Regions from separate parts of the Homo sapiens genome. Here region 2 is linked to region 1. Evidence: read pairs that join two places in POLR2A ChIA-PET (ENCODE). Cell type or tissue: GM12878. All regions are shown on one strand. Each heading gives the region's core, and the rest is flanking DNA. Links, peaks and the distances in the headings are about the cores only. Region 1 overlaps GPR68 (G protein-coupled receptor 68). Region 2 overlaps RPS6KA5 (ribosomal protein S6 kinase A5).

Evidence for each region. ChIA-PET counts read pairs that join two places held together with the same protein. Peaks named below come from ENCODE experiments on the same cell type or tissue, not always from the same donor. Only the 100,000 strongest peaks of a DNase experiment are listed, where the experiment ranks them.
Region 2: POLR2A ChIA-PET joins it to region 1 with 5 read pairs; 2 of 35 experiments call an interaction of 5 or more read pairs at or near these places.

What each region holds. Positions count from the first base shown.
Region 1 is chr14:91,230,561-91,235,560 of GRCh38, forward strand. It overlaps GPR68 (G protein-coupled receptor 68), which reads right to left. Exons shown (of 2, transcript NM_001177676.2): 2 at 1,972-4,619. The coding sequence starts at 4,490. The coding sequence ends at 3,393. Among named protein-coding and RNA genes, the nearest start is that of GPR68, 12 kb to the right of the region's middle. In GM12878, for the core only: no CTCF peak of the experiment used is centred there; no DNase peak of the experiment used is centred there; H3K27ac peaks cover 470 bases.
Region 2 is chr14:91,032,867-91,040,568 of GRCh38, forward strand. All of the region lies in intron 1 of RPS6KA5 (ribosomal protein S6 kinase A5), which reads right to left. Among named protein-coding and RNA genes, the nearest start is that of RPS6KA5, 24 kb to the right of the region's middle. In GM12878, for the core only: no CTCF peak of the experiment used is centred there; a DNase peak (open chromatin) is centred at 3,215; H3K4me3 peaks cover 463 bases; H3K27ac peaks cover 313 bases.

The DNA.
Region 1 (5,000 bases), core at 1-5,000:
TCCCAGCCTCCCTTGCAGTTAGGTTGAGGCCACATGCCTGGGATCTGACCAATGGAATGTAAGTAGCAGGGATATCCGCCATTTCCACACTTGGCCAAAAACCCCTGTGAGATTCTCTTTTTGCTGCATCCCCTTACCTGTGTGGGTGAAAAGGGAAGACCCCAAGATGATGGACTCTGGTGATGGGAGGATCCTGAATCACTGCCATCACTTTGGGAAAGACTTGCCAGAAAGCAGCCTCTCGTTGGACTTTGCATGAAATTTTCTGCCCGACCCTGAAATTAGTCATCTTGAGTAGTAGTGAGTTGTCATTGGTGGTGTTTGTTTGTAGACAGACTGGACTATCGTTTTTGGGGAATGCAGAGGGGAGACTTCATGGAGAGGGAACTGAATATTATGACCTCTCTGGTATATGCCAGCACTAATATCTAACATGTAATTTAGCAGTATTCTTCTGAAAGTTGTTGAATTAAAGCAAATGGGATTGAAATCCCAACATTTCCCCAGAGTACTGGGCACCATTATAACCTCAGGATTAAGGCCATCTGTCTTAGCCCATTTTCTATGGCTATAACAGAATACCACGGACTAGGTTATTTATAAAGAACAGACATTTCTTTGGCTTATGGGTCTAGAGACTGGGAAGTCCAAGAGCATGGTGCCAGCATCTGGCAGGGTCATCTCCTGGCAGAAAGCAGAAAAGCAAGCAAGTTCTGAAGAGAGGAAAAAAGGGGGCTGAACTCCCCCAATAACAAACTCTCTCCCACCATAACAGCATTAACCCATGACCTAATACCTCTTAAAGGTCCCACCTCTTCGCATAGTTACAATGGCAATTAAATTTCAGCATGCGTTTTGGAGGGGACATTCAAATCATAGTATCATCAGAGACTACTGTCTTGCCAGATGAATTCCAGGGATGGAGGCTTCAGGATCACCAGCTACAAGAAGTGGCTTTTTCAGAAAAGCAACGAGCCAAGAGGGTCAGAGTTTGGCTCTCTTTTGGTTGGACCAGCCAGAGGAAAGCAGCAGATGGGGATGTATTTCGTGCCGAAAATTTCTCCCACTCTTGTCTGGCCAACCCACAGACCAGTGTGTGTAACAGGAAGATGAGCCCTGTGTGTAAACAGGAAGATGAGCCCTCATCTGACTAAACAACTCTGGTGAATAAGAAATAAATCCTAATGGCTTCTGTCACCTTCCAAACCAGATGGACTTTTTCTTCCACCCATCCTCTCAGGAGAGAAAGGAGTCATAATCCCCAATATTGTCCTTACTTAATCTGTTTAGAAGAAGGATCTACTCTTCTGGAACACTCCAGGACTCTAGGAGCCTGACCCAGAGAGGGATTAAGTGACCAAGATCAAATTTACATTTTAATATGATGCAGTTAATCCTCAGTGATAAACATGGCATATGCCACTGTTGAGAAGATGCTCCAGCCTAAAGAGGCAGGTCAGCAAATGTGGGCCTCTCCAAACAAAGCCCCGTCACTGAGGACAGCCCCACAGAGATGAATGCAACAGGCCCTTCTTCTCTAGTGAGGAGGGGGTGGTCTGATGGAGCCCTCCCTCACTGTGGGGAGCAGCTACCCAGCAGGTACAAGGGGTTATGTGGCCAAGGACAGAGTGGGTGATATTCTCCAAACCACATGACTGGGCTCTGTCCTCAAAAGGGAGTTAGCCAAGTTAAACCACAGAGCGAATTTGCAACACCACACTGAAGAACTGGGTGGCACTTCATGAATCTCAAGTGGAGGGAGAGAAGGCTCTACTTCACTCAAGGGCTGTGTCTTTCTTGACCATTTGCTGGGTAATCAAGTGCAAATCCCCTAATCGCTCTGCTTGAGTTTGCCCTGAGAAGGTCAACCTCTGCCCTTTCCTGACTCCTTTGGTTCTTCAAGGGCCCTCAAGACCCCCTGGTGTTGAAGACTCCCTTACCCCATAAGGACTGCAGCATACTCCCAAGGTGTCCAGTTACTTTGCTTTATTTGCAGACTGAAGTGGGCTACATAAATCCATTACAGAGTCAACACATGTAGACTTGGCAAAAAGGACAATACAAAAATACAACTCTTGACAGTAAATGAGACTGCCCTCAGCTCATCCCAGTCTGTATCAGTGGGAAGCCAGTGTTTAAGGTCAACATAGGAGGAAGTGCTGTGGAATGAGGAGGCATGAAGGCTTCCACCAATGTCACTGACCCAGTAAAATCCTGGACTGAGTTGCATGGGCTCTTCTTGGCTGTGTGGCCATTTCTGCCGCCTTCAAACTTGGTCACTTCCTCCTCTAGGAAGGGGAAGAGAACCTCCCCAAGTCATCGGACACCCTCCACAAGGATCTGAGCAGGGGCTGTGCAGTCAAAGCCAAGTGTAGCCCTGGGACCACTGTGAGCACCCTTCCCTGGGGCACCTCCAGCCTGGGCTGTTGCCTCTGGGCATCCCCGATGAAAGGGCTAAGAGACACAGCACAAAGGATCAACCTCTTCAAGGCTGGGGGGAAGAGGGGAAGGGAGACTGAGGAAGGGGTTCTGCCTGGGCCTCCCTTTGGTAGATTCCAGAAATGTTTGCTGATGCCAACTTCTGCTTCTAGCCCCTGGTCCCTTCTTGGAGGAAGCCCAGTTAGCCTCTTGGTTCTGAAGAACTCGAGTCCCAGGCCATGGAAGGCATCCTTAGTCAGAGCTGGTCCCAGTTCACTGACCAGAAGGTCTGAAGGGCTAGCATTTCTGTGGAGGTGGGCAGGTCTTCTGGAGCAGCAGGCGGCTCTCCCAGTTCTTATGGCTGGAGCTAGGATCCTCCTCTGCCTATAACTCCCTCAATTCTCCCAACCCAACACCCCCTACCTTCCTTCTTTCCTCCTCCCTTCCTTCTCCCCTTCCTCCTTTCCTTCCCCCCTCTTTCTTTCCTTCCCCCTCTTTCTTCCTTCCCCCTCCTGCCTTCCTTCCCCCTCCAGTCTTCCCTTCCCACCCTGTTGTGGGCGGGCTGCAGTGCTGATCCCACCGGGACGTTTGGACAGGCATTGTCTGTGACAACGGTGGCATTGGAAGGCCCTGGCAGCTGAACGCCCAGCCTCCCACCCTCCATGTCCTCACACTCCCCATGCACAAACTCTGCAGGAAGCAGGCCAGGGAACGCAGTTCACTGTCTTCCCCCGACCAGCAGCCCCAGCCTGGCCACATCGCAGCCGCGGCAGAGGACACGGCTTATTCCCACGAGCCAACCGGGGCTTATTCCCACCCTCGGCGGTCCCAGCGGGCTCAGCAAGCGAGAGCAGGCTTCCGGAGTTACAGGGGCTTCCCTGCCTCCGCAGCGAGGGAAGCAGGAGGCGGCAGGCCCTGAGGCCCGTGGGCTGAAGGCTCAGGCCTCACGTGGAGCCACCCGCGGAGGACCCAGGCTAGGCCAACCTGCCCGTGGGGAACCCGCCCGACCCTGGCGAGTTAGGGGTCTGGAAGGCCGGGTGGAGCTTGGTCAACAGCTCGGGCTCCTCACCCTGGGCCCCGCTTTTCCCGGAGGCCTCGGGGGCACCCAGCGGGTAGGCCTCCCTGGCCCGGCCGGTCCTGGAGCAGGTGAGGAAGGCCAGGCAGGCCCCGCGGAGGCGGGCCAGGTCCCGGTGGGTGGTCTCGCTGACGAAGCAGTAGAGCACGGGGTCGGCGACGCAGTTGAAGCTGGTGAGCAGGAGGGAGAAGTGGTAGGCGTTGAAAACGCCCTTGGCGAAGTCGCAGCTGGCCTCCCAGACGCTGCGCACCAGCAGCAACACGTGGTAGGGCAGGAAGCAGGCCAGGAAGATGACCACGGTGCTGAGCACCAGCCGCTGGATCTGGTCCTTGCGGCTCTTCTGGGTGCCGTGGCTCCGGCGCACGGCGCGCAGGATGCCCTGGTAGGACGCCAGCAGCAGGCAGATGGGGAAGAGGAAGCCCACCAGGAAGCGGTAGTAGTTGATGGCGCGCTGCCATGCCTGGATGGGGTAGTGCTCAAAGCACACGCGGTGCTGGTTCTCGTCCTCGATGACCTCCTCGTGCATCAGGAAGTAGATGCTGGTCAGCAGCTCCTTGGCCCAGATGACCACGCTGACGCCGACGGCCGCCTTCAGGGTCCGGAACTGGTGGAAGCGGAAGGGATGGGCCACAGCCAGGTAGCGGTCCACGGAGATGCAGCAGAGGAAGCCCACGCTGATGTAGATGTTCTCGTACAGGAGGATGCCGCACACCTGGCAGGACAGGTCGCCGTGAGACCAGTTGTCGTGCTGCAGCACGTACTGCAGCCAGAAGGGCAGCGAGCAGATGTAGAAGAGGTCGGCCACCGTCAGGTTGCACAGGTACACGCCCAGCTCGTTCCGGGCCTTGATCTGCAGGTAGCCGAAGTAGAGGGACAGGCAGTTGGCCGGGAAGCCCACCACCAGCACGGTAACATAGACCACCGGGGCCAGCGTCTGGTGGATGGTATGGTCGATGGTACAGCTCATCGAGGAGTTGTCTGCAGTGATGTTCCCCATCTTTGGGCCTGAAGGGGCCACACTCCTCATGGGCTCAGGGACTGGGCCTGTCTCTCCACCGCCATCCTGTTTATAGAAGGTGGTTCAAGCTCTACCAAGGGCTGGGCATCGCTGGTGGTGGGCAAGACCCTGAAAGTCAGAGGCAGGAAAGGTTTATAATAGTAGCTAACATGAATGTAGCACCTACTGTGTGTCAGGCACCATTCTAAATCCTTTACTCATTTAATTTAGAAGGTGTACTAGCCCACCAACTCCAATTCAACTAGAATATCTGAACGGCTGGACATGATGGCTTACACCTGTAAGCCCAGCACTTTGGGAGGTGGGGATCGCTCGAGCTCAAGAGTTCAAGACCAGCCTGGGTAACATGGCAAGCCCTTGTCTCTATAAATAAATAAATAAATAAATAAATAAATAAATAAATAAATAAATAACAAGAAGAATAGATCTGAATGGGAGCCCCAGGCGAGGTGGCTCACACCTGTATTCCCAGCACTTTGGGAGGCCAAG
Region 2 (7,702 bases), core at 1,182-6,181, 200 kb before region 1:
AAACATATGAAAAATGGTCAACCTTGGCTGGGCGAGGTGGCTCACACCTGTAATCCCAGTACTTTGGGAGGCTGAGGTGGGCAGATCGAGGTCAGGAGATCGAGACCAGGAGATTGAGACCATCCTGGCTAATACGGTGAAACTCCGTCTCTACTAAAAATACAAAAACAATTAGCTGGACGTGGTGGTGGGCATCTGTAGACCCAGCTACTCGGGAGGCTGAGGCAGGAGAATGGCATGAACCTGGGAGGTGGAGCTTGCAGTGAGCCGACATTGGGGCGCCACTGCACTCCAGCCTGGCAGACAGAGTGAGACTCTGTCTCAAAAAAAAAAAAGAAAAAAGAAAAATGTTCAACCTCACTAATAATAAGGAAAATGTAAATTTAAAATCACAATAAGATGACAGTAAGATTCATCCCTATCAGATTGGAAAAGATTTTTTTTAACGTGACAATAGAAACTGTTGGGCCGGGCACTGTGGCTCACACCTGGCTCAGGCCGAGGTGGGCAGATCACTTGAGGTCAGGAGTTCAAGACCAGCCTGGCCAACATGGCAAAACCCTGCCTCTACTAAAAATACAAAAAATTAGCTGGGTGTGGTGGTGCATGCCTGTAATCCCAGCTACTCGGGAGGCTGAGGCAGGAGAATCACTTGAAACCGGGAGGCAGAGTTTGCAATGAGCCGAGATCACGCCACTGCACTCCAGCCTGGGCAACAGAGCAAGACTCTGTCTCAAAAATAAAATAAAAATAAAAACTGTTGGACAGAATGAAGAACAACCAGATTACTTACACAGTACTGTTAAGAGTATAAATTAATAAAACTATTTTGAGATAAAATCAGAATTATCTAGTACAGGTGAAGATGTGTATACCTCCATGACCACTAGAGTATTTAACTTGTAGGCATGTATCTGAGAGAAACTCTTATACATTTGTACCAGGAGAGATGAAACAAAAAACGTTTACAGCAATATTGTTTTTAATAGGGAAAAAGAAAACTCAAATGTTCATTGACAGTAAAGTAGATAAATTATAGTCTTCATACACATAAGTTTAAATCTATGAAAATGAATACAATACACCTAACACACAACAATGTAGATAAATCCAAGAACATAAGGCTATGCTGTATGCAGCATAAAGAATTCTTTTTAGGCCAGGCGCAGTGGTTCATGCCTGTATTCTCAACACTTTTGAGAGGCTGAGGCAGGCAAATCACCTGAGCCACAGCATTAGAGACCAGCCTGGGCAACACAGCAAAACCCTTACATAAAAATACAAAAAAATTTGCTGGGCATGGTGATATACACCTGTAGTCCCAGCTACTTGGGAGGCTGAGGCAAGAGAATAGCTTGAACCCGGGAGGCAGAGGTTGCAGTGAGCCAGGATCACACCATTGCACTCCAGCCTGGGAGACAGAAGTAAAAACCCTGTCTCAAAAAAAAAAAAAAAAGATAAATTTGATCCCAAAATATTCATATTATTCATAGCTGTCTGAGGTGATGAGAGGTGAAGCCAGCTGGACTTCCTGGGTCGAGTGGGGTCTAGCTAGAGGATTATAAACGCACCAATCAGTGCTCTGTGTCTAGCTAAAGGACTGTAAATGCACCAATCAACACTCTGTAAAAACGCACCAATCAGCGCTCTGTGTCTAGCTAAAGGATTGTAAACGCACCAATCAGCACTCTGTAAAATGGACCAATCGGTACTCTGTAAAATGGACCAATCAGCATGACATGGGCAGCAACAAATAAGGGAATAAAAGCCAGCCACCCCAGCCAGCAGCAGCAACCTGCTCGGGTCCCCTTTCACGCTGTGGAAGCCTTGTTCTTTCACTCTTCACAATAAATCTTGCTGCGGTGCACTCTTTGGGTATGCACCACCTTTAAGAGGTGTAACACTCACCACGAGGTGCATGGCTTCATTCTTGAAGTCAGCGAGACCAAGAACCCACCAGCAGGAATAAATTTCGGACACAGTGACATTCATTAAGTGTTCCTCTATTCTGCTTTAAGTCAATCCATTTAGTGGGCACATAGTATGTACCACAAAAAAGAAAAAAAAAACAGTTTGCTGGTTTAGAGGTGTTCACAATTTGATGGGGGGAGGGGAGACAAATATATAATTACAATGCAATATAACAAATGTAATTAGGGAGAGGTAAGGTAGTTAGAACACAAGGAAACAGAATATCTGAGCATGGAAACTGGAAAGCTATATGGAAAGACTTCAAAGGAAAGATGATAATTTGAGCTAAGCCTTTAAAAGTACACAGAAACTTCTGGATGTGGGCATCAATGAAGTCTGCCTGATTTCACATCTCCCCACTCACCCTTAAAAAAAAAAAAAGACCATAAAACCAACAAGTAAAACTGCATATGAACCACGCTGTACTAGTACTAGGAGACAGAGTATTACAACCTTCAAATTACCTGTCATAGAAAAATAGACCAAATTCCAACAGAGCTGCTGCTACAGCAAGACTAAGGAAGGGAGGCTTATGGGACACTAAAAATGAGTAGGGGGGCATGGACTTAGACAAAGCAAGACAAAATCATCCCCCAGAAAGAGTCCAGCCATAAAAGCCAAAATATTATACATAAGTCAGGACGTGGGTGCTTTAAAGCACCAGCCAGGAAACAGGTGTGATGGTTAGCCTTGGAGAAGCACAGCTTGTGAGGGCAAACCAGATAGAAGGGTAGGTACATTTGGAAACACTGCAGTAAAGGGAAAGAAAGAAACAAGAGGAAAAACAGAAAGGATCCAACAGAAATGAAGGAGAAACAAGATATACCAAACCCATCTCCTCCCCCAACATCATCTATAAAAGCTACTGCACAGGAGGGGGCTATGGAATGTTTTAAGTAGAAAATGAAGAGATATACCCAAAAAAGCCAAACAGAGACACAGAAAACTGTTTAAAAAGAAAATCAGAAGATGCTAATCAAAGCATTTCAGCTGATGAAACCCTCACCTTCAAAAAAAAAAAAAAAAAAAAAAAAAAAAAAAAAACCCCAAAGCTGAAGAATATGGTAATACAACACTCCAAACTGAATTAGGTATCTTCAAGCAAGCACTTAGGGTATGAAAAAAAAAAAATCCTGAAGCAGAAATACAAAAACTAAGAACAGAAATGAGCAAACAAACAAAAAAGAAAGAAACGAAATGAGTTGACAGGACTCAAAAAAGAAACAGAAAAGAGTACACAGACATTTTCAAAATAGACTGTGGGGGGTGCAACTCCCCACAGTGAAGCACAGGAAAAGGAAAAGAATTTATTGACAAATGGATGGGCATGTGCATGGCCCAACTTGTATACTGGTGAACTATAACCAACCTGTATGGACAGTTAAGAAGCTCCAGACCACTGAGGACTTGGAAAGACAAGCTAACTAAGGCCTACTGATTTCATCTTCAAAGGTCGGAAGACAGTATAATGAAGGAAGAAGAGAGTATGTTTTGATTCAGTTGAACTCAGTTTAGAACTAAACTCTACCATTTACTAAAGCTGTGCTGATCAAGTATTTTTACCACTCTAAGTCCTTTATTTGTAACAGGATGGATGGATGGGTGGGTGGGTGGATGAATAGGCAGATTAGCTAGGAAGGCAGGTAGACAAACAGATCCATGCACACAAATAACAAATGTACTTGTATGAGCCTGGGTTCTTCCCCAAAGCAGCACATCAGAAAAGGACATTTACATGCAGATAATTTAGCTGGAAGGTGAAGTAAAGGACCAAGGAACATGAAACTGGAAAGGAGCATATGCCAATAAAAAGCTACCTTTATCGAGGTCACTGCTGTGGGTAACTGGAGCTCAATTTTGCCAGGATTCCCTAAGGAACCATTAGAGTGCTCTCAGAATTGTCAATTGTCTGTGCAAGGACAAGGAAAAGAATTTCTCTACTGGCTCCTGCCCCCTCTAGTTCAGGGTTGCCCAAGGGGAGCATTAACTTCCTAGCACTTCCAGGCTGCACATGCCTGTATGCTCTCTCACCTGTACCTTCTGCTGGGTGGACAGTGGAGACGCCTTGGAGCAGAAAGGAAAAGATGCACAGTGAGCATGCTCAAGACAAGACACTGTTGGGATAACATGAGTCAAAGCTTGCATGAGGGAGTTTGAAGATGACGTCAAATGGTGCTTAAGAGAGAGCTAACAGAATACAGCTTGAATCCCCTCCTGCCTTTGGTCACTGAGTCTTCAAGGAGAAACTACTACCTAATGGGGACAGGAAAGAACTTATCTTGAACTCAAGGGATATAGTGGAATGTTTTTTATTGCTTCCATGCCTGCTGAATAATTCTAAACAGGCACTGGAAGCAACCACAGCCCAACAACAGCAAGGCAAGAGAAGATCCCCCAGAGATGAAGGTCTGAATCATACAAGTCAACTAACATCCTAGTTGGCTGTCATCTTTCTTGCCCCATGACCTATCCTAGTCACTGCCCCAAATCTCTGTGGATAAAGACACCCTGAATGCCACTGTGGCCCATTATGGTAATTACATCCACCCTAGCCCTAATGGTATCACCATCTGGCCTATGCCATTCCAAAATCCTATCATTGCTATGGATACTAGGGAACATAGCTCCATGGAAGCATCTCCTATCAACTCCAGCCTGTGTCCCCTCACCAGTGCATTCTTAATTACCTTGGTGAATGAAGTGTTTTCTTTGGACCTTCCTAAGAAGTATGGTCAGATAGTGTGTTCTCCAGTCTCATATAGTAAATCCATTCTAAAACTCTCTCTTCTCTGTGAGTTCTGATCTCAATATACTCTGCCAAAGAAGTTCTTGCATATTTATCTAATGTACTATAGGTCATACTCATGTCCAAGCTTCAAGAAACCATCCCACCAGTGTATCCTAGGACCAAGTTATTAGGATGTCAAATCCTGAGTTACGAATAGCGTTCCCATGTTAATAAATTCTCCCTTATTCATCCTTATTATTCCGCCAGCCCACTCCAGGCAAGACCTGCAAGATCCACCTCCCTAAATGTTCCTTCTGTTCCTACTGGTACATATTAGCCAGGTCCTGGGATTACGTGCTTGAGTATTTACTCCCAGAATAAGAAAAACATCCCTGATTAGGCTATGCTGAGATTGTGTCTAGCTATTGTTCTGGAGGAAATAGGGGTGAGAGATGGGACAGAGCTTAAGGAGAACAAGTATCACCTTGTAAGAAATCCATCTCTATGTGATCTCTGCCTGGTTTCCAAACAAGGAAAAGTTATTCTCTCTAACAAGGTGTTGATCCTGCCTATCCAGAGGACTCAGGAAAATTAAGGAGTTCAAGATTCTCAGGTCATCCACTTAGAAGTCTCCTTCTGAGATTTCATCAGGGTCCTACTCTTCCCATGTTAGGGTCAGACTTTGGCCCTGAACACCTGTCAAGGGTGTATGAGAGGTAGGACCACTATGAATTATACAATAAGAGACTTATATAGGAGTTTGGCCTCACACAGGTGTGGGAGTTGGTTAAAGAGTCTGTATAAGACTGCTTCCACATCTGGAGTTGTAAAGGAAAGAGTAATACAAAATAGAAAAAAGTAAGAATAGACTGGAATCCCAAAGACAATCTGGAACCCATGAGGACAAACAAGAGTCCATGTCTGTCTCTCACCACCTTCAGGCTTCCAAACTCAATGATTCAGATAACCTGCAGAAAAGCTGTACACACTGGCCCAGAATTGCCAGAAGCTGATGGCAGTGATGCAACAAGAGCTGAAGGAGCCGCAGACCTGGCTACTGCTCCAAACCAACAATATGACACAGCAGCTTAGCAATCATGTGTGGGAGTTACAACAGTGCCTAGTACCAGCACCAATCTTTAGCCATAAAATATATCCAGCTGCTGCTGCTTCACTTCTGTCTTCCAAATCTCACTCAAAATGTCTCATGGCCAGTGCTAATCTAGAGCCTAGAAGGGAGTTCTGGGAAACATAATTCCAGTTTAGCCCAGTTGACACAGTACAAACCCACCACAGAAGGTATACAGCTCTTTCACCCTTATGATTAAATCTTCAGCCTGATTTTTGGCATAATCTGTCCTATAGTCACAAGCAATGGGGATCTTTCCAAATGCTGCCATAGGCCCTCTTTTCACAGTGTACCCTGCATTGATAACTGGCTGATCTCTTGTCCTCAAGATTTCAAAAGCTAAAAGAGGTCCATTAACTCCAAATCCTTATTGATTTCCACCATCCCCATACCATTCAAGTCCTAGAGCTATCAATTAACCCAACTCTTCACCTTCCATTCAATTCTAGTCCCAATCCCCTGAAGGTAAGAGTCTTATTAACTGTGCTGTGATGCATGCAGGGGGCTATTAGTACCCACTACCACCAGCAATGGGGTCCTTGTTGCAGTCTCACCAGTAAGTCATCCACTCTGAGATCCCAGTGGATATTGTCAATTTCTAGAACCATGGTAGATAATAAATGTCTTAGCCTGGATTCATGAAAGCGATTTGGAAGGTAATCCCAATCAGAAGTGAGGAGGAATTGAGAGTGAAATCGAGAATAAAGAAAAACCAATACAAAAATGCATTACCAACTCAATCTGATCTGGATCTTTTGAGGAACATATGGAATGCCCCTCAGAATTTTCTACTCTCAGATCAATACAAATAAGCATTTATTTTCAGCTCTCATACTCCATTAGTTGAAGGTTGCCCCAGTGGGACATCAAGGTCCTTATGTTTCTGAGATGCACATTTATGCTTCCTGAGCCAGTTCCCACCAGAGAACTAAGCCTTGGAGGAGTCAAAAGCCTGGGACGGAAAGTAAACAATGTGCAGCAATATGTGCTTAAAACCAGGTGCCATCACCTTGAAGTGAGCTGAAGCCCAAACAGAACTGTTTGTCACAGCCCACAGCCACAGCTTGACTCCAGAGTAAGGCAGATAGAAGGATGAGGTTGCGCACCACAGGTGTCAAATACAGTACCCATCACATAGGTGTGCTGTGAAAATTAAGTAAGATAGGCAAAATCTTGGAAGAGGCCTGACACATAAAGCTAAATAAATGATAGCTATTATCATTAGATTAGACACTGAACTTAGACTATGGTAATGGCAATGATGAGCAAGAAACAAATAAAGGAGGTATTAATATTTCAGAGTTATAACTGACACAACTAGGAGAGTAAGTTGGTGGGTGGGGAGAATGTGAGAGAGAGGAAGAAGTCTGGATGTTTCTAACTAGAGTCCTGGCAGAATAGTGAATGGCATGCCACTAAATAAAACATGGGGCCAGGTGAGGTGGCTCACGCCTGTAATCCCAACACTTTGGGAGGCTGAGGCGGGCAGATCACTTGAGGTCGAGAGTTTGAGACCAGCCTAGAACCAATATGGAGAAACCCCATCTTTACTAAAAATACAAAAATTAGTGGGTGTGGTGGCGCATGCCTGTAATCCCAGCTACTTGGGAGGCTGAGGCCGGAGAATCGCTTGAACCCGAGAGGTGGAGGTTCCAGTGAGCCGAGATCATGCCACTGCACTCCAGCCTGGGCAACAAGAGCGAAAGTCCGCCTCTTAAATTAAATTAAATTGAATTAAATTAAAAAATAAAACATGGAAAGCTGGAAGAAAAAGTATTATTAACCTCAGAGTCTAAGGTGCCTGTGGACTATCCAAATGTTTTGTGTTTAGTGGGCTGCTAGAAGTGATAAGAAACTCAAGAAAGGGTCTTGAA